2 separate regions of the Homo sapiens genome follow, and region 1 is linked to region 2. The links are chromatin loops, found by intact Hi-C in ENCODE. Cell type or tissue: GM12878. All regions are shown on one strand. Links, peaks and the distances in the headings refer to the core of each region. The heading gives the core; the rest is flanking DNA.

Region 1 (16,825 bases), core at 4,401-12,400, 67 kb after region 2:
TTCAGACTTCTGCATATAAATATCCAGTTTTCTCAGCACCATTTATTGGATAGACTTTTACCCAGTGTATGTTTGTTACATCGTTGTCAAGGATGAGTTCGCTGTAGGTGTCTGAATATTTTTCTGGGTTCTCTATTCTGTTCTATTGGTCTAGATAACTGTTTTTATTCAATTAACATGCCGTTTTGGTTACTATAATTCTGTAGTACAATTTGAAGTAAGGTAATGTTATTCCTTCAGTTTTGTTCTTTCTGCTCAGGATAGTTTTGGCTATTTTGGGTCTTTTGTGGTTCCATATAAATTTAAAAATGTTTCTATTTCTGTGAATAATGTCATTGGTATTTTCATAGGAATTGCATTACTTCAAGAACACAGGATATCTTTCCATTTTTTTGTGTCCTCCTCAATTTTTGCATCAATGTTTTATAGTTCTGATTGTAGAGATTTTTCACTTCTTTCATTCAGTGTGTTTCTAGGTATTGTATTTATTTGTAGCTATAGTAAGTGGGATTACATTATTGATTTGTTTTTCAGATTGTATACTGTTGTCATGTAGACGTGTTACTGATTTTTGTATGTTGATTTTGAATCTGCAACTTTACTGAATTTGTTTATCAGTTCTAATAGTGTTTTAATAGTATCTTTAAGTTTTTCCAAATATAAAATTATATTGCCTGCAAACAAGCATAATTTTGACTTCTTCCAATCCAGTTAGGATGTCTTTTTCTCTTTCTCTTGTCTGACTCCTGTAGCTAGAACTTTCAGTGCTATGTTAAATAACAGTGGTGAAAATGGGCACCCTTCTGGTATTCCAAATCTAAGAGGAAAGGCTTTAAATATTTCCTGTTCTGTAAGATAGTAGCTATGGGTCTGTGGTATATGGCTTTTACTGTGTTGAGGTATATTCTGTCTGTACCCATTTTGTTAATGTTGTACATCAAGAAGAAATGTTTAATTTTATCAAATACATCTTCAGCATTAATTGAAATGATCATATGGTTTTTGTCCTTAATTCTGTTAAAATGTATATCACATTGATTAATTTGTGTATGTTGAACCATCCTTGAAATCCCACTTGGTCACGCTAAATTATCTTTTTAATTTGTTGTTAAATTCAGTTTAATTGGCCTGTAGTTTTCTTTTTTGATGCATCTTTGACTGTTTTTTGTGCGAAGGTAAATCTGGCCTCAGAATTAGTTTTGAAGTATTCCTTCCTCCTCTACTTTTTGAAATAGTTTGAGTAAGATTGGTATTAGTTTTAAATATTTGTATAATTCAGCAGTGAAGACATCTGGTCCTGGGCTTTTCTTTGCTGGGAGACTTTATTATGGCTTCATTCTCATTACTTTTTATTGGTCAATTCATGTTTTGGGTTTCTTCTTGGTTTAATCTTCATAGGCTGTGTCTAGGAATTCATTCATTTCTTCTAAATTTTACAACTTATCGGCATATAGCTGTTCACAGTATTGTCTAATGATCATTTGAATTTCTGCATTATCAGTTTGATGTTTCTGTTTTCTCTCCAATTTTATTTATTTGGGTCTTCTCTTGTTTTTTCATAGTGTGAATAAAGATTTCTCAATTTTGTTTATCTTTTTTTAAAAAACACAACTTTTCATTAGATTGATCTTTTGTATTTTTTATTTCAATTTTATTTTTATCTGCTCTAATTTTTATTATTTCTTCTACTAATTTTGAGTTTTGTTTACTGTTGCTTTCCTAGTTCTTTTAAATATATTATTAAATTGTTTATTTGAAGTTTTTCAACTTTTTTGTTATAGGTTCTTATTACTATAAACTTTCCTCTTATTACTGCCTTTTCTGTATTGCATAGATTTTGGTATATAGTGTTCTCATTTTTATTTATTACAATAAATTCTTTATTTTCCTTTTTGACTTCTTTATTGTCTCACTGGTCATTTAAGAGTATATTGTTTAATTTCCATCTATTTGTATAGCTTCCAAAGTTCTTCTTGATGTCAATGTCTAATTTTATTTTATTGTGGTTGGAGAAGATACTTGCTATTATTTCAAAAATGTTTTGAATGTTTTAAGATTGTTTTGTGGCCTAAAATATGGTCTATCCTTGAGAATTATTCATGTGCTGAGGAAAAGAATGCCTATTGTGCAGCCTTTGGATGACATGTTCTGCAAATATCTATTATATTCACTTGGCGTATAGTGTGGATTAAGTTCAAATTTTCTATGTTAATTTTCTGTCTGAATTATCTCTCCAGTGCTGAAAATCGGGTCTTGAAGCCTCCTGCTATTATTGCGTTCAAGTTTATCTCTCTCTTTAGCTCTAATAATATTTGCTTTATATATCTGGGTGCTTCACTGTTGGGTAAATATATCCTCCTGCTGAATTGACCTCTTTATCATTATATAATATCTTTATCTCTTTTTTATCTTGAAACCTATTTTGTTTGCTATAGGTGTTATGTATTCTTGATCTCTTTTGGTGTCTATTCACATGGAACATCTTTTTTTCATCCCTTTATTTTCAGTCTACATCTGTCTTTATAGGTAAAGTGAGTTTCTTATAAACAACAGATCACCGGGCTCTTTATTTCAAAATCCAATCAGCCACTCTATGTCTTTCGATTGGAGAGTTTAGTCCTTTTACATTCCATGTTATTATTGATGAGTAAGAACTTGTTCCTGCCATTTTGTTATTTGTTTTTTTGGTTGTTTCGTAGTTTGTTATTTCTTTGTTCCTTCTTGTCTTCTTTTTGAAGGCGATTTTCTATAGCGGTATGTTTTAATTTCTTATTTTTAATTTTTTGTATATCTGTTGTAGGTTTTTTGATTTGAGGTTACCATGGGGCTTGCAAATAACATCTTATCCCATTATTTTCAAGTGATAACAACTTATCACTGATTGCATAAATTTTAAAAAACTAATGAACAAGCAAAGAGACCACTAATAAAAACTCTACACTTTTACTTTCTCCCTTTGCTTTTTAACTTTTTGTTGTTGTTTATATATATATATTATTATTACTGCCTATGTCTTGAAGAGTTGTTGTTTTTATTATTTTTAAAGGTTCATGTTTTAATCTTTCTACTTAAGATATGAGGAGGTTATATACCACAATTACGATGTTATAATATTTTCCGTCTATCTGTGTATTTAGAATTACCAGTGAGTTTTTTTTTTAACCTTAGATTATTTCTTGTTGCTTGTTAACATTCTTTTCTTTCAGTTTGATGAACTCCCTTTAGCATTTGTTGTAGGATAGACCTGGTACTGATAAAATCCCTCAATTTTTGTTTATCTGGAAAAGTTTATATTTCTCCTTCATGTTTGAAGGTTATTTTGATGTATATACTATTCTAAGATTAAAGTTTTTTTTTTTCTTTCAGCACTTTAAATATAGTACAGAACTCTCTCCTTACCAGTAGGATATACAGTAAGAAATCTGCTGCCAGACATATTGGAACACCTTTGTATGCTATTTATTTATTTTCTAAGCTTTTAGGATCTTTTCTTTATCCTTGACCTTCTGGAGTTTGATTATTAAATATCTTGAAGTAGGCTTATTTGCATTAAATCTTCTTGATGATCTATAATCTTCCGGTACTTGAATACTGATATATTTCTCTTTTTTTTTTTTTTTTTTTTTTTTTTTTTTGACAGAGTCTCGCTCTGTCGCCCAGGCCAGAGTGCAGTGGTGCGATCTCGGCTCACTGCAAGCTCTGCCTCCCGGGTTCATGCCATTCTCCCGCTTCAGCCTCCCGAGTAGTTGGGACTACAGGGGTAGTAGAGACGGGGTTTCACCATGTTGGCCAGGATGGTCTCGATCTCCTGACCTCATGATCTGCCCGCCTCAGCCTCCCAAAGTTCTAGGATTACAGGCGTGAGCCACTGCACCCGGCCGAATACTGATATATTTCTCTGGATCTGGAGTTCTCTGATATTATCCCTTTGCATATATTTAGTACCCCAGTCTTTCTCTCTACCTCCTCTTTGAGAACAATAACTCAGATTTGCCCCATTGAGGATATTTCCTAGATCTCATAGGCATATTTAATTCCTTTTCATTCTTTTCTGCTTTGTTTTCTCTGACCATATATTTTCAAATAGCCTGTCTTCAAGCTCACCAATACTTTCTTATGCTTAGCTAATTCTGCTATTGTGAGACTCTCATCCCAATTGAATTTTTTTAGTTCCAAAATGTCTGCTTGAGTTTTAAAAATTATTTTAATCTCTTTATTAGGCTTATCTGATATGATTCTGAATTTCTTCTCTGTGTTATCTTGAATTTCACCAAGTTTCCTCAGGACAGCTATTTTGAATTATTTCTCTGAAAGCTCACATATCTTTGTCACTTTTTCATTATTCACTGGTGCCTTATTTAGTCTGTTAGATGAGGTCATGTTTTCCTGGATGGCCTTAATGCTTCTGGATGTTTGTCAATGTCTGGGCATTGAGGAGTTAGGTATATTATAGCCTTCACAGTGTTCTCTTTTTTATAACCATCTTTCTTGTGAAGGCTTCCCAAGAATTTAAAGAGGAATCGGGTGTTGTGATGTAAGTCTTTGGTCACTGCAGCCATATCTGTGCCAGGGGCAACCCAAGGCCAGTAACATTGTGGTTCTTGCAAACTTGTAGAGATACCGCCTTGGTGGTCTTAGGTAAGATCCGGAAGATTTATCTGGATTACCAGACAGTGACTCCTGTTCTCTTTCCTTTCCCTAGAATGACAGTTTCTCCATAGTGAGTTGCCTTGAGGCTGGGGGAGGAGTGACACAAACCCCACTGTAGCCACCACCAATGGGATTGCACTGGGTCAGACCTGAAGCCAGCTCAACACTAGGTCTCACCCAAGCCCATGATGATCACAGCCAGGCTACTGCCGATGTTCACTTAAAGCTTAAAGGTTCTTCATTCAGCAGGGGGTGAATCCACCCAGGGCTCTGTCTTCCTTTTCAGGGTGGTAAGCTGTCTCTTGACTTGGGGTTGTTCCAGCAATGCCATCTGGGAGCCAGGGATTGGAGTCAGCAAACTTAGGAATCTACTTGGTATTTTATTACCCTGTGGCTGATCTTGTACACACAAGACAACATCCTTCCCACTCTTCTCTCTCCTTTCCTCAAGAAATGGAGATTCTAATCACGACCAACACCATCCCAAGCCCACAGTGGGTACTACTGCCTGACTATTACTGATGTTCATTCAAGGCCCAGGGACCAGGGGCTCTTCAATCAGCTTGTGGTGAATGTTGCCTGGCCTGGGACTCTCTTTTCAGGGCAGTGGGCTCCATTCTGGCCCAGGGCAGGTCCAGAAATGCCATCCAGTAGTCAAGGGCTGAAATTCATTACCCCAGGAGCCCATTTGGTCATTTACCCCACTAGAACTGAACTAGCACCCAAGTTGCAAGACTAAGTCCCATTTACTCTCCACTCCCCTTTTCTTAAGCAGAAGGAGTCTCTTTCTATGGTCATTATATATATGAATGTGCTTGGTCACACCTGGAACAAGCACAGAACTGGGTCTCATCCAAAGTCCTCAGCAAGTAATGCCTGGCTACTGCTGAATTTTATTCAAGGCCCAACAGCTCTTTAGTCAACAAGTGATTGATATTTCTCAGAATGAAGCCTTCCCTTCAAGTCAGTGGTTTCCCTTCTGGTCCAGGATGTGTCTAGAAATGTCATCCAGGACGTGGACCCTGGAATGGGTGCAGTGGGACTCTGCCTGGTACCCATTGTACTGATACCCTCATGTACTATACCTGAGTATTATCCAAGTTGCAAAGCAAAGTCTTCTTTACTCGCCCCTCTCCCCAACCAGAAGGAGGAAATCTCTTCTGGAGCTGTGAGCTGTACACCCTGGGGTTGGGGTAGGTGTGACACAAGTGCCCCCTTGGCTGGCACAGCTGGTGTCTCACTAGACTGTATGTACCTCAAGTCCACTGATTCTGAGCCCAGCACAATACCAGGTCTTGACCAGATATTGCAGTCCTCATGGACTAGATTGCCTTTCTAGTTTATTTAGAACACCAGAGCACTTTAGCCTGTGGTAGTGGGGCTAGCCAGAACTCAGGTTCCTACTGCTGGGGTGAACCATTCCCCTCTGGCCAGGCCTTGTCTAAATGCTTCCTCCATGGGCACCAGCTGAATTCTGCCCTGTGTTGTTTTCAGGCAGCATTGAGTTCCAATGAAAGGTTCTACAACCACCGTGTTCTCCTTCCCTCAAGAGCACAGATTCTCTCCTTGCGCCACGTGGCTACTGGCAAGGCAATTTAAGACTATGTTTCCTACCCTCTTCGGTGCCTCTTTTCTTGCTTTAATGTTAAAACCAGGTACTATAATCATTCACTTGATTTTTGGTTCTTAAGAAGATACATTCTTGTGTGGAGACTTGTTTAATTTGGTGTTCCTGAGGGAAGGGAAAATCATCACTGCTGAGTTCCATTTTGCTTTCTTACTCCACCTCCTTTTATGATTGTTTTACGTACCAAAACATGTTGCCCTTAAATACTAATTGTTTTATATCTTCATTTCCAACATTTACATTATTGATTTCTTTTTCTTATCTTAATGGAATGACAAATACTCCAGTACATATTTGAAAAGATGTTGTGAGAGGACAAAGTTGCCTTGTCCTTGGTCATATACTGAAATCATTCAATCTTTTACCATTAAGTATTATGTTAGCTCTAAGTTTTTCACGGTTTTTTTCTTTTTATTTAATTGAGAACATTTGCTTCTATTTCCTTTTTGTTAATATTTTATAAGAATAAGAAGTGTATGTTATATGAATCAGATATATTTTGTGTATCTATTGAAATGGGTATATCATTGTTCTTCTTTAATCTCTTAATGTGATGAACTAGTTTGTTTGATTTTGGAATTCATAATCATCAGGTGTTCCTGAGACAGGTATTACTTGGCCATGATGTATTGATTCTTTCTGTATATAGCTGAAATTAGTTTGATTAGAGTTTGTTGAAGATTTTTTTACTCATATTTATTTCTTGCAATTTTCCCCAAGTTTTGGTATCAGTGTTATTTAGACTAAAACAAATAAGATTGTTTTCTTTTTACATATGCTTAACAATTGTTGTAAATGTTGGTATTATTGTGTTTGACAGAATTAAGCAGTGAATTCTGTCAATTTTTGGCAGAATTAACCAGTGAGCCATCTGGGTGTGGAGTTTTCTATGAGGGAAGTTTTAATCACCAGTTAAGTTTATTGACAGAGAGCTTTAAATTATTTTCTTGTTTGTTTTTGTAAGTACTTTTGAACAAATTTTTCTGTTTTGCTTGGTTGTGAATTGTATTGCTATTGAGTTGTTAATAATAATCCCGTATTGCTTTTACTGTGTTTAGCATTTGTAATGTTGCTTGTCTTTTCATTCCTGCTATTAGCAATTTGCTTTCTCTCTCTCTCTCTCTCTCTCACACACACACACACACACACGCACACACGCACACACGCCCACACACCTTTTTCAGTCTAGGGGTTTCGTCAATCTTATCAGGGGTTTATTTATTTTTACCTAATGAACAATCTTTGCTATTGTTGTCATCTAAGTTTTCTTGTTTATTTATTACATTGATTTCAGTTTTTAATTTTATTTTATTCATTTACCTTTTGAGGGGCTTAATATGCTTTCTTTTTCTAACTTCTGAAATTGGAAGCTTTAGTCACTGATATTAAACTGAAGCATGATCTCAGGAGAAAAAGAAATATAGATCTTAACCAGTATAGTTCCTGACTTTCAAGGGTGAACACCCTCTCATTCTCACCTGCTTGTGATTACTCTCCAACATGTTCACGCTGTTCCATTTTGCGCTAGGCTTGTAATTGTCATCAGCATAAGATTTTGTCTTGTACAGGTTACTGTGACATTACTCAGGATATAGTTTACCAATTCTTACAACTTGGCAAACATAACTAACCTATAATTTTAGTTTTTTTGTGTTGTATAATTCTCGTGTAAAATTATACTCTTTCATAAAATTAATTTGGAATTTTACTTCTTTCCACCCAGGTCTCTGGAATAATTATCTTACTAAGATAGGAATTAAAGACTTATAAAATTTACTCTAAAAATATTTGAGTCTAGTGTTGGGTGAATGAGTTTATAGGTGAATATTTTGATAATGAATTATGATTTTTGAATGACTGTGGTCTTATTCAATGTCTCACACAGGATGTCTTACCACTCACAACTGAGGACATGGGCATTACTGCCTAAAAAGTATAACAGAACTCCTTAGTATTTAGGTATTAGGAAAAAAAAAAACTCCATCAACATGGTTCCAAATTGTAAGTAGGATTATACTTAATGAGTTAAAATAATAGTGTTTAATGTATATAATTGAAGGTCCATGAGAAGCTATTTCTGGTAATTTCTCAGTCTTGTGCAGTAAATTTTGATGTCTGATTTTCCACCAGTAATTAATCTCTGACCTTCATACATCACTGAAATGTCCTAGAGCACTAGGTCAGGGCTGAGTGAAACTGAAGCTAGTTCCAGTGCAGCTGTTCACCTTCTTGGTTACTAAAGATAAAAGAGTATTGTTTCTTTCTATCTACAAATAGTTACAGAAACTACTTAAAAATAAAATGAACTATTTATTGCATCAAGGTTTCACAGGAGATATTTTATTTGGCATTTTTAAAGTAATTTTATTATGATATATAAAAAATACTTGGCAATATCCTCATCCAAAAATGTATTGACATAGTGAAGGGCAAAGGTGGGATATAGTAGGAGCAAATAAAGAAATTTTCCTTTTCAGAGCTTCTGCCTACAAAGACACCTAAAAATCATATATTGACTTTCTCAAATCTTTTTGTTCTTCCCTACCATGTGGACTTCCAGAAATTATATAAATGATAGAATTGGCCCATATATAGTTCTGTGTGTCTATAGCAGAAACCATAACACTGTAAAAGTTTTAAAATTTTAAATGGAAATCAAAATAGTATCCAAAAGAACCATCTTTTATAATAAATAATAAGATACTGAAATGAGATTATCAAAGTGCACAAAAGATTGGAAAACCCTCTGTGATGCAAAAGGGATGGACAGATATGACTTCTAACTAAACAGACGGAATACAACATCTACAAACACTGAAGATATACAAAGATTAATGCACTTAGAGTTATGTCATTCTGTAGGTTTGTGAGGCATACCAATTTCTATCTGTTTATAAAAATGGAGTCCAGACCAATGTGAATGTTTTTCTGGAAGCAATTTACCTTATGACTACCTGAATAGATATTACTGTTAATTTTTCTCTTTCTCTTATCTGTCTCTCCACAGAATGAGCCCAGCAGAATTTACCTTCAAGAAGGATCTGCAGTCAGCATGTTCATCTTTTAAATGGATAATTAGACCTTAGCCTTGTGCACTCTTATTTCATGAATCTTTGTCAATGACTTGTGATTGTAATAATTGTGTATATAATACCAATTATAGCAGCTGCTTTTGTATTCAACTCTTAAATATCTGATAATTTGAATTTATTTTCTTATTATTTGATGATGTAGTTACACAGTGCATAATTTAACAGACTATTTATAAATGTCTTACATAGACTTTTGAAAAGTATTAGTAAAATTATCAAGTAAAGAGAGTGCATAAACAATCCACTCATTTATTCACAAGAATTCATCCAGGCTGTTGCCACACTCTGTGCTGTCTCCCCCAACCCATCTCCACACTGGCTGAAGTTTCCCTTTCTTCCCTCATTCCCTGTGTGACAAAGTTCTATTTATATCTTATCTTCCAACACTAACACAGACACTTCTTCCTCCACTTATTTTCTGTTCTATGCATATTTTATATTTAAAAATACTTTTTACAGTATTAATTAGGCACAATGTTTCTTTATCATCACTAACTCTTCAGCAAATTGAAGCCTATTTTCTAGGCCCCAATATCAAAACAGGACTGCTGAATACTACACATACTTTCTTGAGTCTTGAATGATTAGTATCTGTATCTAAACATTCTTAGTTCAGATACCTTGAAATGTTCGATGTCTTTGGAAGATACTGAACAATTTAAATAATATAACTTAGAAAAATATGTTTGTTTCTTCTTAATTAAGAGATAAACTGAAATGAAGCTTCTAAGATTTATTATAAATAAACTCATTAAGAAAGAGAACGGTTGTACTTTATTTCTTCTCCGTCTAATATTAAGTTAGTGTCATGTCACAAAATCTCCCAGTCTTAAATAATTTAGTATAGTATAATCATAGCTGAAATTTCATTGAACTGTTTCATCAGATAAGGTAAATCTATGGCCTTTGTTATTTAGTGTTTGGAAGATATATGGGCGAGTGAACGAGAGAATGAAATTATTTTATTAATAACACTCACTATTTTCTTTTTTACAATTGTACCTTACTCTTATCTTCTAATTTATTACCAAATCTCCAAAACAATATATAACTTAACTCTTAATGGACATCCTGAATGCAAGTGCAGACACAGAAATTGGATTCCAATTTTTTTCAAGTCAGACTATGAAACTGTTACATGGGAAATTACTCACCATAATGTCAAAGACTGGGGTCCATGTTAACCATAACTCAGTTATTCACGATCACTGTGTGAGACATATGTGGTCCAAAATCAAAATGAAATAAATGTGGCAGAGTGTACATGACTTTGGAAGTTGCGATGTATTCTTTGTGAAACCAGCTTCTGCACTCACTCCTGGCACAACCCTGGTCTCTCTCTGGCCATTCCAATTTCTCTTGCTTTTGTCTGCTATAATACACCTACTCTTGTTCACCCAGTTAATGCCTTAGGCCACACAATTATTGCTGTTTTCCTTCAAAGGTTCACCTAACCTTTCAAACATCACTTGTGTACTACCAAATCCTATAGTAGCTTTTTATATATTATCATACAGAAGACAGTATGATCTCTATGTTATACATATTGATAGAGGTAAATTAATTTTCCCAATGTCAATTAGCTAGTGCACTTGATAGACCCATTTTTTACTCCAAACCTTGTGTGTTTTTTTCTTCAAACAATAGTTTCTCTATGTTTTGAGCTTATAATGAGTAAGACAGAACAAGAATTGGATAAGTTAGGACATTTGCATTTTAAATTATGGGCCTATGGGGAATCACAGGTACCTCTCAGAAAATGCTGTTTACAGAGGTGAAGAGATATTTTTAGGTAAGTATAGAATAACTTCACATCAATAAAATTACAGTTTGTATTTATCTGGCTACTTCACCTACACAGACAGTCATAAGGCTTCATGCTTATGAAGCCTTGTATTTCATCTTTTCCAGGTCTCCAACATCCATCTTGCTTCATGTCCAACCTTGTAAAGCTCCTATCAATTTCCCTTTTCCCATTAGCATCTCTTCTGTATTTTGACCCTAGTACAACACAGCACACCCTTCTTCTAGTATATGCAAGAGACCTGGATCTGCACAACTCTCTTACCCTGAGTCAGGCTACCAGGTACTGCCCCAAAATGGATTGTCCCCTGAGGAGACGATTTGGGTATGGCACTGAATCATTTATAATCTCCTTCTTTATAAGAACAATTGTGAACCTCTCAAGAATATCCTACACATATTTCTGTTTACGCAAGAGAGCTAGAAATGCTTTGCAAAAGTGACATCCACAGCCATAAAATCAACTGGATGGAGTAGGAGGCACAGATTAATCTCTACATGCTCATTAATCTGGCTCTTCTGCCCACTGCATGCCCCCTCTTTCTTTTCTTCAATAAAGACCTGGTATCTAAAAAGATTGATTAAATCCTGGAGCTCTTAAATGTAAACCACCTCCTAAAATGTAAGCCTAAAAATGAAAACCTCCTTGAAAGAAACAAAACAGAATTAATTAAGCTTAACATTCTCCCTTCCTAGAGAGAAGAGAGAGGTTCTCCCAAAGTAACTGGTATGAAGTGAGCTGCCATACTCCTGGAAAATCTTCACCCAAAATGGCAGACAGAGTAAGTTTGACTTTGTCTCTATTCTGCTGCTTAATGACCTTGGAAATTAAGAAAAACTTTTCTGGGAATCGGCAGCTACAGAAAAAAGATCAACGCTTGTCATAAAAAAAAAAAAAAAGAGAGAGAGAGAGAGAGAGAGCTTATTTCATCCATCTCCTGTTTGATTTCTGTCCTTCGATCTGGTTATTACACCCACATTTTCAAAGGTCAGAGAGTTTAGCTGCATTTTATCTTCAGTAGGTGGGAGGCATCATTTTTAAAAGGTACCATTTTCAGGACAGGAACAAAACAGTTCTAGAGAGGATGATTACAAAGTCAAACCTCAAAGGTTTGATTTACTTGCCAAAAAACAGAGAGATAATAGTTATGGAACAGGAAAAAAATAATCATGCAATGAGAATAGCATGATTTTTTAAGTGCCTAGTAATTATCATATTTTTGAGACTTAATAGAAGTCAGCATGCAATCCTAATGATTTATGTGGTCCTCTCCTACTGTGATGTATTTTCACTATCTAGGCCAGGAGATATTATTTAATTGTTAACATTTTTATTTTTGTTTTTATTATTTCTTCTTTTTCATGGAGAAAATCAAGATTTTGTTGGTCTTAAGTTTAGTGAACAAATTAGAAATATTTAATCGTTTAAGAAAAAAATCTTAATAAATCATGCATTTTATGAATAAGGATCTTGCATAGTAAGCAGTAATTCAAGGCCCAAGAATCAATATCTTACTGTCTTAATTCTGAGCTACTTGTACTTATTCCCATAAAGGTGCCCGTGAAATAACTGGAAAAGAGAGGTAAATGAAGACGACTTTTCTATGATCAAGAAACAATAATATGATTGTGTACTCAAGTATCCTGAAGAAGTAAACCTTATTATCACATTTTTCGACTTTGAAAACTATTATCTCTATTTATTGTTCATCAAATACTTATTGTATTCCAAAGCGATGAATCACAATTGTATCATAAACTATTATCCTAATGTCCAAGTTTACAGTATGATAGCTAATATCTATGTAATTCTTATTTGTCAGACACTCTGCTATGGTCATATGTGAATTGTATTAATTAGTACAAAAATCTCATTAGATAGGTTCCAGTATTGTCTCTATACTGGGAGAAAGGGAGGAGCATAGAAGTTTAGACACTTGTTCAAGATCACCTAACTAGTGTGAAGTTGAGGAGTTGCAGTCTGCCACAAATCTATTTTATCTACTTCGAGATCCCACATATAATCACTACTACCTCCACCATTTAAAAAGAAGTTTCTTCCTTCCTTCAAAGAGTTCACAGTTTAATCTAGAAAAAAAAAATGTTCCCTTAGGATAACAGTACTTATACCTAAAGGATGAAAGCCATTTAGAGGTTTCATGGATGATTTGCATTAGATTTGTATTTTACAAAAGACATTCTGGGAAAAATGTAGAGGAGGAATGAGGAAATGAGGCTGCACATAAGGAGGTCAGGCAAAGGCATTATCTAAGATGTGCAGGAGAAATATGACAGAGCCTGAATCAGTTTAGAAATAGCAAAATAAAAGACATGGGGTTACATCTGTGAAATCTTTAGAGAAAAATTATCAAGAGTTGACTGAATGAACTCAATAATATGAAAGAGGAAAAATAAGAGAGGAGACATCACTGTGAATAAGGCATTTATTTCAAATCATTTTTCCAATATGATTTGGAAAGAGTTTTGGTAGTAATAGTCATTAAATATTCTAGTATATGATTAACATATGTAAGTACAAAAAACAAATTGTAGGTGAAATTGACCAATTACCATAAATTTTCTGAGTATTCTTTAGAAAAATACTTTGATATATACCTCATATATTTGTTATAAGAAGTAAATAATATAACATTCATAAAGAGTTCAGCAGATAATTTAGCAGAGCAAATGAATTTGCTGAATTAGTTTCCTTTCCTTTCACAACTATGGCCACAATTAGTTCTTATCTGAGAGCAGTAATTTTCATAAACTGGAGCTTCTATTTTTTATTGATGAAAAATTTTTTGAGACTAGACATCCTGCCAGTCTTGCAAATATAAAAATGAGTGGGATTCAGTTTCTTTCCTTAGCACATGTAAAATAGGAAAAGTTAGGCATGGCAGTCCAGAAAACTGTGGTTTGCTGAACTCCATGACAGGCATTGTACAGTGTAATGTTATTCAGATCAGATTCTTCCTAATTATTGATAGGGAAGGACTAACTATTTTTATTGTGTTATTTGTTTTATCTCTGCCTTATAGCTCTTTTGTCTCTCTATTCCTCTCTTGCTGTCTTCTTTGGTGGTTCATTGATTTTTTGACAGGGACATCCTTTGAATCATTTCTCATTTTCTGTGATGAATTTACTATAGACATTGTCATTGTGGTTACCACTGGGCTTTCATAAAACATGCTATACTCAAAACAATCCATTCTAAGATGATAACAACTTTAATCACATACAGAAACTCTAAACTTCTACTTCTCCACACACTCTTGGTAGTTACTGATGTCACAAATTATGTTTTTGTTTGTTTGTTTGTTTGTTTTTGAGACAGGGTTTCACTCTTGCTGCCCAGGCTGGAGTGCAATGGCACCATCTCGGCTCACTGCAACCTCCACCTCCTGGCTGAAGCAATTCTCCTGCTTCAGCCTCCTGAGTAGCTGGGATTACAGGCAGGCGCCACCAAGCTGGCTAATTTTGTATTTTTAGTACAGATGGGGTTTCTCCATGTTGCTCAGGCTGGTCTCGAACTCCCGACCTCAGGTGATCCACCTGCCTCGGCCTCCCAAAATGCTGGGATTACAGGCATGAGCCACTGTGCCCAGCCAAATTATGTGTTTTTATATTGCCTATCCATTAACATATTTTAGATGGTTATTTTTATACTTTCATTTTTTAAATTCTTTATCAGAATTAAAAGTGATTTAAACACCACCATTAGAGTATTAGATTATTCTGTATTCATCTACATATTAACCTTTGACAGTAAGGTTTATGATTTCATATGCTTTCTTATTGCTGTCTCATGTGTTTTCATCTCAAGTTAAATTAGTTTCTTTAGCATTTCTTGCATTTGTTTTCCTGTCAAAATTTTGAATATATCATCCAACCACCTTCTGGTCTGCAAGGCTTCTGTTGGGAAATCCACTAATATTCTGATGGAATTTCCCTTAAATGTGACAGCTCACTTTCTACTTGCTTCTTTTAAAGTTAGTTTTCTTTGACTTTTGATGATTTAATTGTAATGAATCTTGGTTTGCACTTCTTTTGATTTATCTTATTCAGGAAGTTTGTGATTTGGAATTTGGATGTTCATTTCCTTCTCCAGATTTGATAATTTTTAAGCTATGATTTTTTCTTAAATCTGTCTTTTTTTCTCTTTCTCCTCTTTTTAGGACTCTGATCATATATATATTGATAAAATTGTCAGTGCCCCTTAAGTCCCATAGGCTTTCTTTATTCTTTTTCTTTTTTTTTTCTTTTTGCTCCATAGGCTTTCTTTATTCTTTTTCTTTTTTTTTTCTTTTTGCTTCTCTGAATGGAAAGTTGTACATGAACTGACTTTAAGTTCATTGGTTAGATCTTCTGCTTGATCAAGTCTGCTGTTGAACACTTTTAGTGATTTTTATAGATATCTTCTTTTGGTGCGTACTTAATTCCACTTGCAAAATATTTCTCCATAATATCCCCTTTGTCTAAAAAGTATTTCTCTTTCCATGTAATTATTTATTTATGTATTTATTTATTTATTTTTGTGATTTAAGCTCTGTCTTGCTTGTCACCTTTTGTGTAAAGATATCTTTGTCCACACCATCCTACATGTCTTTTTCTCCTCTTTTACTAATAGCACATTATTATTTACAATTTTAGTACTTTAACATGCAAACACTGTCCCATTTCAAATGACTTACTCATGTATTTGTGTAACCAAGGAAGTCAGCTTTGAAAAGTGTCAGATTTGACTCCTCACCACAGGACTCACTTAGAACTGGAACATATTTTGAGAATATATATCAAGATAATTCAACTGAACAGACTCTGATAGAATTAGCATGCTATTTGTCCTATTGCCTTTGGTGAGCAGGAACAAGGGGCTGGGAGACAAGACATATTTCTGTATCCTTGAATATTACTGAAGATATACATTGGATATTGAAATGAGGCTATCTACATTAGTATACTTACATTGGGATATTTCACACATTATATAATGATGCAGGTTTAGCTGTTTTGTGAGATAGAAATTGATTTCTATGAATCCCTTTCAGGATGAAGTCTATACTTTTATGCATGGTCTGGTCTCTGCCTCCATTTTGAATTCTTCTATAAATCCACCCTTTTCTCTAGACACATTGATACATTTTTATGTTCTTGAAATTATTATAGTGATTAAATATTAATGTTCCTAGATACATTATTCACTGTACTTTAGTATCTTTTACCTTAAATACTGAATGTATTTCATCATAAAGGACTTGCATTCATTTTTCCCATTGGGGATACAACCCCCTTATCCCAACTGGGAATACCGTAATGAAAATTTATTTCATTCTTTATTATTTTAAAGCATATGGCTGAGTTCATATTTCAGGATGACTACATGTGGAGCTCTGAAGACCCATTCCCCAGACAAACAAGCCAAGCTGGTCAAAATTTAATTAAACAACCATTTAAAGTCTCTGAAAATTGTTCTAAATGCATACAATGAACAAATAATTTTTTTAACATTAATTAAATTTTGGTAAGAATTGAAAGAATCTCTAGGATTTGAACCACAGCATGCTTCATCTCCTCAGCTTCCCCATCCAGCTCATCCTGACAGAAATTCCATTGCAGGCAAGTATAGACAAGAAGACAGGGCTCTCTCTCC
Region 2 (16,825 bases), core at 5,206-13,205:
TTAATATAACTTAGCCTCTATATTTATAACATGGAGCTGAGGAGAATAACCTAAGATATTTCCTGTTAGGGTTAATTCTAATTTGTATAGATGAATCTATTATAAAATCAATCCCTCCACTTGAGTGAGCTAGACAGTGCATAAATCTGAGTACCAAGCCATAGGAGAAAATCCAGAGGAGAAAATGAATATTCATAGCAATAAATCCTGAAAAACATTTTCTAACCAATATTTAACCATTTACAGTTTAAGCAAATGTTGAGTCTAGAAATTGAATGTCTTTTTATTATATGCCTGAGCTTTTATCTTAAATAATCATGATGATAATCATATTAAAGTTTGTACATAGTATGTGTTTGTTGTAGGAGAATGAAACATAAAGGCTTTGAAATAATTTTGGGGCTGGAGATGATTAAATTTTTCTCTTACCTTCTGTGCTTTTGTCAGAAGGCTCTGTAGTAAATTTTCATTTGCTTCTAATAAGATGTTAACATTATTTGATAATTACCTTGCCATTTTTTATTCTTCTTGGAATTTTAAATTTTAAAAATAATGTAGTATATGAAAAAGAAATGTTAGGAAATACAGTAATCCCCCCTTATTCATGGTTTTGCTTTTCATGATTTCACTTACTCATGGTCAACTGTGGTCCAAAAATATTAAATAGAAAATTATGGGAATAAGCCATTCATAAGTTTTAAATTCTGCCTTATTCTGAGTAGCACGATGAAATCTCGTGCCTTCTTGCTTTGTCATGCCTGGGACATGAGTCATCCCTTTGGCCAGTTCATCCATGCTGTATACACATCCCTTCCCCATTAGTCACTTAATAGCTGTCTTGAATATCAAATGGAAAAAATTTAGTACTGTGCAGAAACTTTTCTAGCTCAGTGTAATCCCATTTGTCTATTTTTGCTTTTGTTGCCTATGCTTTTGAGGTCTTACAGAAAATAATATTTTCCCAGACCAATGTTCTATAGGGTTTCCTCAATGTTTTTATTTTTTCTAGCAGTTTGATAGTTTTAGACTTACACTTAAGATGTTAATCTATTTTGAGTTGATTTTTATATATAATGTAAAATGGGGATCCAGTTTCATTCTTCTGCTTATGGATAGCCAGTTTCCCCAGCACCATTTTTTAAAGAGACTGTCCTTTCCCCAAAGGAACAACTAATAAAGTAAAGAGACAACCTACAGAATGGAAGAAGATATTTTCAAATTATCCATGTGATAAGGAATTAATAAGCAGAATGTATACGGGACTCAAACAACTCAACAGAAAAAAAAACAAATAACTTGATTAAAAATTTGCAAAAGACCTGAATAAACATTTCTCAAAAGAAGACATACAAATGGCCAATGCTCAACATTGCTAATCATCAGGGAAACACAAATAAAAATCACAATGAAATATCATCTCATCCAAGTTAGAAAGGCACTATAAAACAGACAAAAAATAAATGATTGTGATGATGCAGAGAAAGGGGAATGCCCCTACGATGTTAATGGAAATGTAAAGTACTGTCGCCATTATGGAAAATAGTATAGCGGTTCCTCAAAAAGCTACAAATAGAACGACCATATAATCCATCAATTCCACTACTGGATATATATCCAAAAGAATGGAACTCAGTATCAAACAGATGTCTGCACCCCCATGTTTATTGAAGGACTATTCACAATACCCAAGATATGGAATCAACGTAAGCATCCATCAACGAATGAATGGATAATGAAAACGTGGTATATATACACAATGAAATATTCAGCAACAATAAGAATGAAATCTTGCGATTTGCAGCACCATGAATAGAGGTGGAGGTCATTATATTAACTGAAATAAGCCAGGCACAGAAAGATAAACATCACATGTTCTCACTCACAGGTGGGAGCAAAAAAAAACAGGATCTAATGGAGCTGGAGAGTTGAATGATGGTTACCATAGTCTGTGAAGGGAAAGCAGGGAGCAGGGTATGATGGGAAGTTGGGTAAAGTATACAAACATACAGTAAAAGGACTAAGTTCTAGTATTTGATATTATAGTACATAGATTATAGTTAAAATAATTTATTGTATATTTCAAAATAGCTAGAAGAGAGGAATTGTAATGCTCGCAAAACAAAGATAAATGTTTGAGGTGCTGGATGGCCTGTTTACACTTATTTGATCATTGTACATTGTATACAGGTATCAGAATATCACATAAATGCCCAAAATATGTACAACTATAACATATCAACCAAAAATACAAAATTAGAAAAACATAGTAGACCCACATATAGGGTTTAGTTTTATTCACAGTTTCAGACATGCACTGGGAGCCGTGAGTTATCCCTTTCAGATTAGGGATAACTACTGTACTTAGCAAAGAATTACTATTAATGTACCTATTCATTGAGCCTGGTACACAGTTACCTTAGTTTATCCCTGGGATCTAACATTCAGATAGGTTGAAGTGTCTACAATTTATATTCCTGTCAATCCTGAAAAAAGATCATTAGCAGTCACAGTAGCTCTCAGAGGCCAGTACCCTCAAGACCAGACTCTGTCATTCCCACTTGATCCCAAATTGTCTACTGTCATGCCTCTAGAGGAAAGATTGTCATCTCTACGTCTTTTGGGCAGTGATCTCTGCCTTGGGTACTCTGGATTTGCTGTCATCCTGACCCTCCCTGGAGAGTTTTGCAGTGCACCTGGAGTTCCCACTTCCCTGACCCCTGTGTCTTCCCTCGTCTCAGTGGAGGCCCCTCTATTAATAGCTAGTTTTCTGGAATCTAGTCTTGTACCAGCCACCATCATAAAAGATTTGGGAAAAAATATTATGACTCCCCCACTGGCATTGATACATATTAGCAATCCAAACAAACTTTCTTTTCCTTATTTTTTTTTGGCTGGCAGCTGATGAGATGCTTTCTTTCCTTCTGCAGTAACACGTAAGGGCACCTGAAATCATACAGCCACAACTCATTGCCTTGTGCAGATTATAACATCGTGGCTTGCCAAGTGTAATTCTCCCAGCTACAATTTGCCAGCTGAAATGCATCTATTAATCACCTTCCTGATTAATTATAACTTTCAGCTGGACCCTGACGTCTCTATGGAACTTTGATTCGGTACTATAGAATTCATTATTATTTTTTTTTTTTTTGAGACTGAGTCTTGCTCTGTTGCCCAGGCTGGAGTGCAGTGGCACAATCTTGGCTCACTGCCAGCTCCGTCTCCCGGGTTCACGCCATTCTCCTGCCTCAGCCTCCCGAGTTGTTTGGACTACAGGCACCCACCACTGTGCCCAGCTAATTTTTTGTATTTTTAGTAGAGATGTGGTTTCACCGTGTTAGCCAGGATAGTCTCGTTCTCCTGACCTTGTGATCCGCCTGCCTCGGCCTCCCAAAGTGTTGGGATTACAGGCGTGAGCCACTGCGCCTGGCCACTATAGAACTCTTTCAACATACCTCATAATGAAGACCTCTTATTTTTTCTCAAAGTGACCTTTAATATCTCACCATCATGACCTCCATGACAAGGTGACAGTGGAGAAGGGGGGTCACTCTGGATCCACTCTATTGCCCCACAGAGCCTGATAAACTCTTCTTCAACATCCTCCCCCACCCAACCTAGCGCAGGGGAAGCACAAAGGGAACATCACATACCATCTTGCCTGGACACATTTGTAATAATAAAAATTGTCAGTAACATTCTCTGGACACTTGAGAGTAGGAGTTTCCAGAAGGTGCCTCATCTCTGAGATTGGAGGGTTTTTTCTTGTTTTTTTTTTTTTTTTTTTTTTTTCCCTATCTGGTGCCATGAGCCTTCAGAACAATGTATCTTGTCCCTGAAGCATTTCAACCACATGCCAGCTTTGTTTCAGAAAAACTGGATTGAGCTGACTCCACATAGTTCTTTCCACTTTGAGGCTTGAGGATTAAAAGTGGGTGTTGGCGTTCTGAAAGAAAGTGATCATTATACATGTCCGAAGACACACGTGTGTGCGTATACATTTCAGATGTTGCTGTTAATCTTGATATCTTGGCCCTTTTCTAAATTCAGTAATTGCATTCTGCCAAGCCAAGTTCCTCATACACTTTTAATTGAGGATTTATCCTTCCTTCTCCTTTTAAAATCTACTCCAGAGTTTATTCATGTCATCCAGGCACAGTAGTTTGCACCTGTAGTCCCAGCTACTTGGAAGGCTGAGGCTGGAGGATTGTTTCAGCACATGAGTCCAAAGCCAGCCTGCGCAACACAGTGAGAGTCCATCTCTTAAAAACACTTAAAAAGCAAGGCTGACATTACAGATCTGCTCCAAGGAATCCCCAAAAGTGATTGGGGAGAAAGTCAACATTCTAAGATATAGTCCTTTCATAAGCGATTGTATTGGGGCTTTGAGGAAATCAATTATTCAGCAAAGTTCATCTAAGTAATATTTGCCTATTGATATCTGATGTTTATTATACCAAAAAGAATCAAAGAATTTAGAGAACAAAATAAGAGCATCTTTAACAGGAAGGAAAATTTGATTACTTGCATATAACGCAGAGTAACACCAGAAGGACCAGCCCCATAATATAAGTGCACAGCTGAAAAGCAAAACCTTCCAGCCAGATGCATTTCACAGGTCACATTTCCCTGGACAAATGAAAGCTGTCCATTTGTGTCTATCACATGCTTATCGAGGTCTAATAATCATAAAGCTGTAGTAGGTCTTGTAATAATACACTCTTTCCCTTGTGCTAATGTTTGCTTCAGGGGTTTGGATTACCTGGAGATTGGCTAGATTAGCTTCATACTTGCCTTCCTTCTTACTTTGCTTCCACTGTAAATTCTTTCTTAATAGTGATGATGTTTATAATAAGAATAATGATAATAACAATAATAATTAAACCGGTTTGGCAGTTATTATGTTCCAGGAACTAAGCTAGAAATACTAATTATATTATTTTATTTGAATTACACAGAATCTGTCTTCAATACTCGCTGTTGTCCTGATTGTATAGATAGGTAAACTGGGGTTGCAAAGGATAAGTAACTTGTTCAAGGTCACAGAATTTCTAGGTGATACATCAAGGTTCTAGAATATATCTTTTTGATCCCCAAACCTGTGCTTATAACTACTATGCTTCTTGATTTTCTTGCATAGCTAGAAATATGGCTAGATCTTAGCATAATTAAACAGAGAAACAAACACAAAACTGAACCAAAACAGTGCATTATCTGTCCATGCTGGACGGGAGAGTTTGCATTGGGTTAAAGTGCTTGACTATTATAGGGCCTTTTTGAAAAGTATCTTATTTTAAAACTATAAAAATTAGGTGTGTTCATTTATAAAACACCAGTATCTATGTGATCATTTTTATGGTTCCTCGATATTCTTTAACTAGAAATTAGTTTTATGATAATCCTTTGGGACAATTAATTGTAATCAGGAGTTGTAACTCATATCTAATGTGAAACAAATAGGATGGAAAGGCATGCAGATGATCGCCTTAGGAGGTGTGACAAGTTTCCTACTTCCCCAGTCTTGAAGCAGAGAATTACAGAACAGCTACTACTTAGTGTATCTTACACTTCATTGACCTTTGCAATAAATTAATAAAATGGGTATTGAACTATCCATTAAGAAGAGTTTTTTTAATTCATTATCTTCATGTGTTGGCAGGAGCTGCCACAGAATATAACTGAAGAAGTGGTACAGCCATCAAAAAGCTCAGCTTTTTAAGTCTCTAACAGAGACAATGGCCCAGTTTTGCTATTTGCAGTAAGCTATGCCACATTCTTGGCTATAGCCAATAGAATGACAGTAGCCTTTGCAGGCAGAAAATCATGGCACCAACAAAGAACAGAGTCAAGATGACCATTGTGGAAAACTGGCTTTCTGATGAGGACCCGCTCCATTAGGCCATACCTGCCTTCTCAGAAAGACCTGATGCTTTTCTAAAGGAGCTTCTCAATGCCACCAGTGATATGTAGTCAGGTTTCCATATCCATGGGTTCTACGTCCATGGATTCAATCAACCATAGAGGGAACATATTCTAAATAAAACTAAAGAGGATGTTTGCATTTGTAGTGAACATGGACAGACTTTTTTTCCTTGCCATTATTGCTTTAATATAACTACTATTTACATGGCATCACATTGTACTAGGTATTATAAGCAATCTATGTGTGGAGAAAGTGCATAGGTTATATGCAAATACAATGCCATTTTATATGAGAGAATGCAGCATTCATAGATTTTGGTATCTGTGTGGGTCCTGGAACCAATTATCCGTGAATGCTGAGGGATGACTGTATTTGACTACACTCAGCCAGTTAAAACAGGTCTTTCTTACAACCCTGCTTTGTATTAGGTTTTGGGTTAATGACACACACCAACCATGAAAATGTGTAACTCTTGTCCTTCATAGACAGAAAACCTGAGATTCTAAAAGATTATATGACCCATCCAAGGTCACACAGCACAGGGTGCACCTCTTATGTCATCTTATCTCTATCTAACCACAAAGTAACATCAACAAAGTGATATTATTTTACTTCACAATGTGAGAAAGTAGTGTTGGTCAAAAATTGCATGTCTTAAAATTATACTCACGATTACACATGCACATAATCTCATTTAACCATGTAGCATATGGGTGAGGGAAATATCATTATTGTAACTCTGTGGATGCAGAAAAATCACACCTGCTGAAGGATCCACCTAGCTTATACGTGTCAGCAGAAGATGTGAGCCAAGTGTTGCTGATTTGCAAAGCCTGTATTCACTCTACTGAATTCCCAAGGGAAGTCACTTCATAAATGCTGTTTTATTGTCTTTATGAAATGGCCTTCATTGTCTTCAATGAACAATGTTCCACTGAACATATTGATAATTCACAATGGCAGAATTTCTCAAATAGCAACATGCAGTTACTTTTCTACTAAATTGTTACCCTAGAAGATACTCTAAAAAAGGAAGCTTAGAGCAATTGTTAAACTTATTTCTATAATTTCAGAGTAAGAATGAGATTTAATTGTTCATCAAGAAGGATTCCTAGTAGAATAATTTCCTAATGTTTCACATCAATATCTGGGGTTTCAGTATCTCTCAACTTGGCAAGGATTGTCAGCAACTACTTTGGGTAAAAGAAAAAATGAGATGATTTTTCAACTTTACATAGTATTCATTCTGAAAAATTCTATATATTTCCTAAAGCTGCATCAGAAGGTGCAGCAAGATTCAAATGCTGTGAATGAATGGCGTGTGCTGACATCAGTTCTTTCAGATCTGGAAACACACAGGGCAAGAAGACATTGCCACACAACGTTTGCAGTTTTTACTTTATTGAGAACTCTGCCTTTGGCTGTGAGGGACTCCACAAATATTTACTGAGCAGCATTTCTATGTCAGACACTTGATAAACGTTGTGAAACAAATGAAGAGGATGCAGTCTGGTCCTAAAGGCATTTATATCACATGGAACATCAGCTTTCTACATATTCATCCCAGGCCAGGAGGAGAGTCTATCCACGCACAGAGGCACATGGGGCTTCCCAGGCTCTGCCTAGAGGAACGAGGTTTCTTCACTGTGTCCAGACACAGCACAGGTCCTCAAGGAACAGGTTTAATTTTTCAGCAGTGATAAAGACTATTAAATTTATCAAGCCAAGGGGGCCTCCATTTATAAATTTCTAATTCCGTGGAACTCATTGCTCCTGGGAATGCTTCCTAGAATTTTTTTTCTCTTAAAATATGACTGTAAAGGGTTGTAGGAAACACTGGCTTTCAGGGCATGAGTTTGAGTTCCAGCTGTGCTGCTATTTATATGTTGTGTAATCATGAACTAACAAAACTCTCTGAACCTTGGGGTTCTCATCTAAGCAACGTATAGGTATTACTCACCTCACAAAATTATTATGAGAACATGAAGAAACAAAGTCTATCATAATGTCTATGCAGGGGGCAGGTTCACTAGTTAATAGTTTCTTTCACAAAAGGCTTCTGAAGAGTGACAGTAACCTGGAGAACATTTTATCTCTTTCCAAATCGAGATACTATGGTTAATAAAACATGAGCTTTTCTGGAGCTTTATATTTACCCATGTTAAATACAGATATATTCAGTAAAAGCTATTTTTTCCCGCTTTTTTTAAGTGAAAATAAATGTGCTTGTCATATTTACCCATTGATCTTGGTCCAAAATACAACCCATTATTGATTTTATCAGGCATCCCATCAAATACCTAAAAGTAGTTTCAAATTTAATCACTTGTATACCCCATCTTAGAACATCTTTCTTTATTCCTAGGTAAGATAAGTAAACATCTGTCCAACTTCCTGGAATCTGGAATTAAATTTCCATTTCACATATTAAGCCATTCATTTTATGTTCCTGGTGTTCACATTTCTCCAGACGGAACATCATTTTTCCACGTTGAAATAGAAAACTAAATGTTAATGTTTTTAAAAGAAAACAAAAATGGCTTGCATTCAGACTAAAAAGTGAATGATTGCTATTAGATTCTTCGTTTCAAAAGAATGCTTTTCATAAGGATCAGAGAATGGGGGTGTTTGTGCACTGTGAGAAAGTTGAATGCAGGTGAGCTTCTGATCACAAGATGCTAAGAATGGCATGAGAAATAGCTGGAGCTAAGCTGCCTCTTAAAAGAAACTTAGCTAAACTGAGAGTTTCACCTAAGGCTGGTTTTGCTCATCAGGGGTTTGAAAATGAGCATCTCATCTGTATCTGAAAAGCATGAAACAGAAATTGAAACAATTTCAACACTGAAAAGTCCCTGAGAGGTCACTTTGTTCAGTGAGCTTCAGTTTCAGCTGATAATCTGAACCACTTGGGAATCTTTTAAGAATGCCTACTTCTGAGTCCCACCATAAACCACTATAAACTTTGCCCAAGAATATTTATGTATCAATCATGACTGTCATTTCCAAACAGTTGAAACCAACCCAGGCTAACTTTAGCAAAAGGGAGTATATTGAAAGGATAATGGGAAGTTCTTAGATCTTGAGAAATGCTGAAGAAGCAAACTTCAGAAGCTCGCAGTGACACAGAGCAGAGAGGACCACAGTGAATGCACTTCACAGCCAACCGCTGCTCCTGAGTCCCCAGTGCCCGCAAATGGTAGCCATAGCTGCCTGGAAAGTTCATGAATTCTCTCTTGCCTGCTTCTTTGTGCCAATAATTCAAGATTCAAGAATTAGGTGGATGCAGCCAGTTTGTGGCTGAGACGACTAGATCCTGTGCCCATGCCCTAACAGCAAGAGAAGCTTATAAAAAGTGGTTATCTGTCCTCTGAGGCTATAGAAAAAGGTTGGGTCTTACAGTAGAATTTTGTAATGGATTTAGGTTTAAATATAAAGACCTCAAGTTACCTCACATAATAAGCCTGAATGTAGGATCCAGGTTTAGTGCAGCAATGGTCTCTCATTCATTCTGTTCCACTTACCCTTTCAGCTTGTCACCTACCTCCTGCTCCCAATATAACTGTGATGCTTGAAGCAACGTCTTCCCACCCAATATCAATTTCAAGGCAAGGAGAAAAGATGTCAGTGGGTTCTTTCCTCACAGTTTCCATTTTGTTCTGAGATGGAAATATGTATCAGAATCCATTCACCTCACATCTCATTGCCACAGCTGATTTATGTGCCATTTCCTAGGTCAATTACTGGCCATTGGCAATGAAATTACTGTAGCAGCAATAGATCTGTAGTGTTTTTGTCAGCCTTCCCTGAGACAGAGTGTTCCACTATCTGAGGAATATCCAGTCTGACCTAGCCCAGACAAAGCCAGACAGATGATTGATTGGGAGGCACTGAATGACATTTGTCAGGGTCAGAAATTACTTAAACACAAGAAGACACTCATAAGGTGAACAGGCAAATAAATGCCCAATTGCCAGCATGCCATGTTTTCTAAAATCCCGTGGGTGATTCTTTTGTAGCTAGGGTTTCTCTGTTGCTTGGTACTCTGGCTTTTGCAAGAAGAGACCCAATCCATCCTTCTCATTTTCCATGAGAGAAGATCTGTGTAGGGACTGGACATGTTCCAAGAGCATACAAAAGTGTTAGGAAAATTATGCAGTTCTTTTGACTTCTGGACTAGCATAGTTTCCATATCATGATAATGGTAGCTTGTATTTTAAGAACACCTTCTTGGCATTGCACTGAGTACGGTGCATGCATTATCTTCAATTTTTATGATCACTCCATGATGGGCACAATGTGACACATTGTATCCTATGGCTCAAGGTCATTGCCAAGGTCTGATTTTTCACTTACGAGAATTCAAAAAAATTTGCAACCTCTGGTAATGTGAAAACTGTGGAAGAGGAGTTCAACTAATGAAGACTGAAGAGTCGAGAAGAGATGGAGCTAAAATTTCATCATCTTTCTTTTGTGCTTCAGTCAATTTCTGCTACAGAACTCCAGTAATTTTAAGAAAATATATGTTCCTTGCACAGAGTAACATTCTTTGTGTCTCATAGGATACTTAATTAATTAACTGATTTCAAAGAGCACTTTTTTTGTTATTGTGGGCATTGCTGACATGACCCTTTAGATTATGCTTAGCTCTGGGATGCGTATTTTCAGTGGATACCTGAGTCCTCATCCCCATGGAATTAAGGACGTTGTTTTCCTGTAGTTCTTTCACTGACAACTTGTCCAGTTAACTATGCTTGAAGATCCTTGACTGCAGGCACAATTAACATATTTTTTGAAATAGACGCAACCACCGTAATTTGCAAAAATAATGAACACTCCTATCTTTCAGAAGAACAACAAATATTATAAAGGAGGAAGTGGAGATGGCTAGGGAATGGGCTATGACATGCATGTAAAAAAAAACAAGCAATTGAATTGCCTTTGAAGAAAAAAAAATACTATCCCTTTAAAAATCCTTAACGAAGTTGTCCTCTCAGCTTCTCTTTCAGCATTAGGTGTTTTTCCCGCCCTGCTTTTTCAGCACCATTCTCCCTGTCCCCATTAACCCACTTATGCCTAGTGTTCCATTATTGGAATGCTAAGTATGTGGGAGTTATTTATATCCTGCTGCTCAAGATTATTGCTAAGGTCTGATTTTTCACTTATGCAAAAATTCAAAAAAATTGCAAACTCCGGCATAAATAGGTTAATTGATTTTGGGTTATTTCCTTTTTTCTCAGTTAAGAGCGAAGAATGAAGTGCTAACATATTGCTGTCACTTCCCTCATTGTGTTTTCTATGATGGCTTTGACTTTGTCATCATCACTACCACTCTGTGAGAAGTTCCGAGATGAGGATGGAGTGTGTCTTGTGATCCAAAAAAACAACCACCTGACATTCAGAGAATGTCCCCATTCTAGGCTTTGATGCCCGTCCATGGAGACACGATGCAAAGCAATTAAAGGAATTAGTCAAAACAAATTACCTGAGCTGCTTGTTTAAGTCCCAGCAAAGAACCACTTACTATAGTAATAATGGAAGGGCAATTCTCTTTTACCAAAGGCTGCAGGTGATTCTAAATCTGGACACATTTAGGTACTACTGTGATAACGAGCAATTCTTTTGGAGAGAATCATGATGATTTTTGTTTTCCATTTTGAGAGCTAGATGACAAAAAGAGAAATATCATGCCCTAGGAAGTAAGAGAGTTATAACATGTTCACCAATTTGTAAAAATTGTGTAACTAACGGATTTGTTTGTTTCTTAAGAAATGTATAGGAGTTGAGTAAGATCTAGGGAGACATTTGTTGCCCTTAAAAGTAATCCTAGAATAAAGATTCTTTGTACGGATCTCTTTTGTGCATCTACCAGAATTTCTCCTAGGGGTAGAATTGTTCACCCTCAAGCATGTTAGATATTGTGAAAATGATTAAAGTGTCAGAAACACATTTAAAATTCTAAAAGTGATTTATGTTGAGTTTTCATTGTTTTGAAACTTTATCAACACATGGTGAAGTCAGATTTCTAATTTTGCCAGTATGAAAAGTGTCAAGTGATATCTCATTGTGATTTTGATTTACATTACTACTGCTGATGTAGATAATTTTTTATTGGTTATCATGATTTAGACCCCCTCATTGTGAACAAATTACAAATAATCTTTTGTCTCTGTGTATTGCTTTTTTCTATTGATTGATATAATTTTAAATATAAAGTTAATACTAATTTATCTTTGTCATATACATTGCAAGCATCTTTTTTCTTTCTTTGGTGTCTTTAGGTGTCTTATGCAGTAGTTTATGTCAAAGAAGTTTTAAAGTTTAATATGCTCAAGTTCTTGAATCCTTTCCTTTCAGATGTATGCTTTTCATGTCTTTTGCTTAAGAAATACTTCACTATGCTCACTATAAATATTTAATTCTCCACCTTTTTTTCAAAGTTTAAACATTATTTCTTATGTAGATAGTTAATTTACCTAGAATAATTGTTCATTATAATGCGGGATAGAAGTCTTACTTCATATTTTTATATATTTATAAGCAACTTTTCCAAGCAAATTTTGAAGTTTTTACTTTTTTTTTTTGAGACAGAGTCTCACTTTGTTGCCTGGCTGGAGTGCAGTGGCATGATCTCGGCTCACTGCAATCTCCGCCTCCTGGGTTCAAGCGATTCTCCTGCCTCAGCCTTCTGAGCAGCTGGGACTACAGGCATACGCCACCAAGCCCAGCTAATTTTTGTATTTTTAGTAGAGACGGGGTTTCCCCATGCTGGCCGGGATGGTCTCAATCTCTTGACCTCGTGATCCGCCCTCCTCGGCCTCCCAAAGTGCTGGGATTACAGGCGTGAGCCACCGCACCTGGCCAGTTTTTACTTTTAATAACTATTTGTTTTATAGTGCCATTTCAGTAATACATCAAATTCTTACATGTTGAGAGTCTGGCTCTGAGCTAATCTTGTCTTCTAACTTCTCCTCAGCCCATGTTGAAAATCATGTACTTGTCCAGGAGCGGTGGCTCATGCCTGTAATCCCAGCACTTTGGGAGGCTGAAGAGGGCAGATCACTTGAGGTCAGGAGTTTGAGGCCAGCCTGGCTAACATGGTGAAACTCCGTCTCTACTAAAAATATAAAAATTGGCATGGTGTGGTGGTGGGTGCCTGTAGTCCCAACTACTTGGGAGGCTAAGACAGGAGAATCGCTTGAACCTGGGAGGCAGAGGTTGCAGTGAGCCAAGATGGAGCCATTGCACTCCAGCCTTGGTGACAGAGCAAGACTCTATCTCAAAAAAAAAAAAAAAAAAAAAAAAAGCCTGAATTTTGTGATAAACATATCAAGTTTTCTGATTAAATCCTGGTGAGAGTTGAATTGAAATTGCATTAAATGTATAGAATACTTAGAAGAAAGGTGTTCTTCATAATTTTGTTACTTCATTATTACAGCAGATTGCATATATATTCAGAACATTTTTTATGACTTTGGAAAAAAAAGTGTAACAGTTTTATTCCATAATGACCTTGGTTAATCGTTTGCTAAATTTCTTCCTAGGTAAACTATAGATAGATTGGTAAAAGAATTTATTACCTATGCTGATAAACTTTTGGAATATCAGATCAGATGTGACATGACAAGAAGTATACAGTGGGTCTCTCTCAGGTGAATAAAAATATATGGTTGTCCAACCTTCATATGTGTTTGCATGGTCCATGAGATGTTTCTGTTTATTCAATTTTCAAAACTGTTGTTGATTACATATAAAATGCTACAGGTTTTTGGATTGATTTCAGACTAAACAAGTACTATTATTTTAATAGTTTGTAGCTTTCTGTGTAGAAAGTAACAAAATATTGCCATAAATATTTTGCTTATTTTCAATCCTAATCACTGTGTGCCTGTGTCTGAGTGTCATAGTGATTTACTTGTGTTGTCAGCACAACAAGAACCAGAGACAGGAAATGTAACATCTTTTCCTTGCTACCAGCTTCCCAAGAAACGCTTTTAAAGTTCTATCACATAAAGTGTATTTGTTGATATTTTTGTAAGCATTTGTTATTGAGATTATGAAGCTTCTTTTGATTCCTAGTTTTCTATAATATTTTTCTGAAAAGTCATGAATGTTAAAACATTTCAATAAATATATTTCAGCAACTGTGGTTATAAATCTATTGTTTTATTTTTAATTGTAATCAATATTGACAAATTTTAATATCCTACATTTAAAAAAGTTTCCAATCTTTATTAATAATTGCTCATTATTTATTTCATAGGAAGAAAATTGCATTTTGCATAAAAATATACAAAAATTTAAATTTTTGTATAATGTTTTATTTTGTCTCTAATTTTTCTGTAAGTTTCTCAGTTCCTAATTATAAATATTTTCACTGTTTTTCTTCATGGATATCAATAAAAGTTTATTTATATTAGTATTATTTCACATTTTCATCAGTTTCTAGAAAATAAACATCATTCTTTCTTTTGATGCTGTTGAACTAATTTATCTAAGTTACTTTATTCTGGAAATTTATTTGTGTTTCCTCTTCTAACATTGTTGGATAAAACCTAGACTCCGTACTTTTTAATATGTTTATTTGTTAATTGTATGTTTTCAAAGATAAATTCCCCCAACTACCTCTTCATCAGTATTTTATACTTTTGAAATATAGTTCCTTCATTAGCATTTGTTTTTAAATATATTAAACATTTCTGTCATAATAGTGTATAATTTTCAAATGGTTATTTTAAATAAATTGGTATATTCAAGAAATTTTTAAAATCAATTGTTTCCACTAAGCTTTTAATAAGAAATGAGAATATCGTGCTTCAATTTTTTTCTTAGAAAATAATTGGAAGCATTCCCTTTGAAAACTGGCACAAGATAATGATGCCCTCTCTCACCACTCCTATTCAACATAGTGTTGGAAGTTCTGGCCAGGGCAATCACACAAAAGAAAGAAAGAAAGGGTGTTCAGTTAGGAAAAGGGGTAGTCAAATTGTCCCTGTTTACAGATGACATGATTGTATATTTAGAAAACCCCATCATCTCAGCCCAAAATCTCCTTAAGCTGATAAGCAACTTCAGCAAAGTCTCAGGATGCAAAATCAGTGTGCAAAAGTCACAAGCATTCCTATACACCAGTAACAGACAATCAGAGAGACAAATCATGAGTGAACTCCCATTCACAATTGCTACAAAGAGAATAACATACCTAGGAATACAACTTACAAGGGATGTGAAGGACCTCTTCAAGAAGAACTACAAACCACTGCTCAATGAAATGAAAGAGGACACAAACAAATGGAAGAACATTCCATGCTTATGGATAGGAAGGATCAATCTTGTGAAAATGGCCCTACTGCCGAAGGTAATTTATAGATTCAATGCCATCCCCATCAAGCTACCAATGAATTTCTTCACAGAATTGGAAAAAACTACTTTAAAGTTCATATGGAACCAAAAAAGAGCCTGCATTGTCAAGACAATCCTAAGCAAAAAGAACAAAGCTGAAGGCATCATGCTACCTGACTTCAAACTACACTACAAGCCTACGGTAACCAAAACAGCATGATACTTGTACCAAAACAGATATATAGACAAATGGAACAGAACACAGGCCTCAGAAATAACACCACATATCTACAACCATCTGATCTTTGGCAAACCAGACAAAAACAAGAAATGGGGAAAGGATTCCCTATTTAATAAATGGTGCTGGGAAAACTGGCTAGCCATATGTAGAAGGCTGAAACTGGATCCCTTCCTTACACCTTATACAAAAATTAATTCAAGATGTATTAAAGACTTAAATGTTAGACCTAAAACCATGAAAACCTTAGAAGAAAACCTAGGCAATACCATTCAGGACATAGGCATGGGCAAGGACTTCATGTCTAAAACACCAAAAGCAATGGAAACAAAAGCCAAAATAGACAAATGGGATCTAATTAAACTAAAGAACTTCTTCACAGCAAAAGAAACTACCATCAGAGTGAACAGGAAACCTACAGAATGGGAGAAAAATTTTGCAATCTACCCATCTGACAAAGAGCTAATACCCAGAATATACGAAGAACTTAAACAAATTTGCAAGAAAAAAAAAAAAACACAACCCCATCAACAAGTGGGAGAAGGATATGAACAGACACTTCTCAAAAGAAGACAGTTATGCAGGCAACAGACGCATAAAAAATGCTCATCATCACTGGCCATCAGAGACGTGCAAATCAAAACCACAATGAGATACCATCTCATACCAGTTAGAATGGTGATCATTAAAAAGTGAGGAAACAACAGACGCTGGAAAGGATGTGGAGAAATAGAAACACTTTTACACTGTTGGTGGGAGTGTAAACTAGTTCAACTATTGTGGAAGACAGCGTGGCAATTCCTCAAGGATCTAAAACTAGAAATACCATTTGACCCAGCCATCCCATTACTGGCTATATACCCAAAGGATTATAAATCATGCTACTATAAAGACACATGCACATGTATGTTTATTGTGGCACTATTCACAATAGCAAAGACTTGGAACCAACCCAAATGTCCCTCAATGATAGACTGGATTAAGAAAATGTGGCACATATACACCATGGAATACTATGCAACCATAAAAAAGGATGAGTTCATGTCCTTCGTAAGGACATGGATGAAGCTGGAAACCATCATTCTGATCAAACTGTCACAAGGACAGAAAACCAAAGCCACATATTCTCACTCGTAGGTGGGAATTGAACAATGAGAACACCTGGACACAGGGCGGGGAACATCACACCCCAGGGCCTGTTGTGGGGTGGGAGGCAGCAGGAGGGATAGCATTAGGAGAAATACCTAATGTAAATGATGAGTTAATGGGTGCAGCAAACCAACATGGTACATATATACCTATGTAACAAACCTGCACATTGTGCACAT

What was found. Peaks named below come from ENCODE experiments on the same cell type or tissue, not always from the same donor. Only the 100,000 strongest peaks of a DNase experiment are listed, where the experiment ranks them.
Region 1: it touches region 2 in a loop (1.9-fold over the local background); 2 of 110 quality-filtered maps call a loop at or near these places.

Annotation. Positions count from the first base shown.
Region 1 is chr2:125,321,992-125,338,816 of GRCh38, reverse strand. No RefSeq gene overlaps it. Among named protein-coding and RNA genes, the nearest start is that of LINC01889, 380 kb to the left of the region's middle. In GM12878, for the core only: no CTCF peak of the experiment used is centred there; a DNase peak (open chromatin) is centred at 8,436; H3K27ac peaks cover 610 bases.
Region 2 is chr2:125,389,962-125,406,786 of GRCh38, reverse strand. No RefSeq gene overlaps it. Among named protein-coding and RNA genes, the nearest start is that of LINC01889, 310 kb to the left of the region's middle. In GM12878, for the core only: no CTCF peak of the experiment used is centred there; DNase peaks (open chromatin) are centred at 7,364, 7,866 and 8,766; H3K4me3 peaks cover 447 bases; H3K27ac peaks cover 3,052 bases.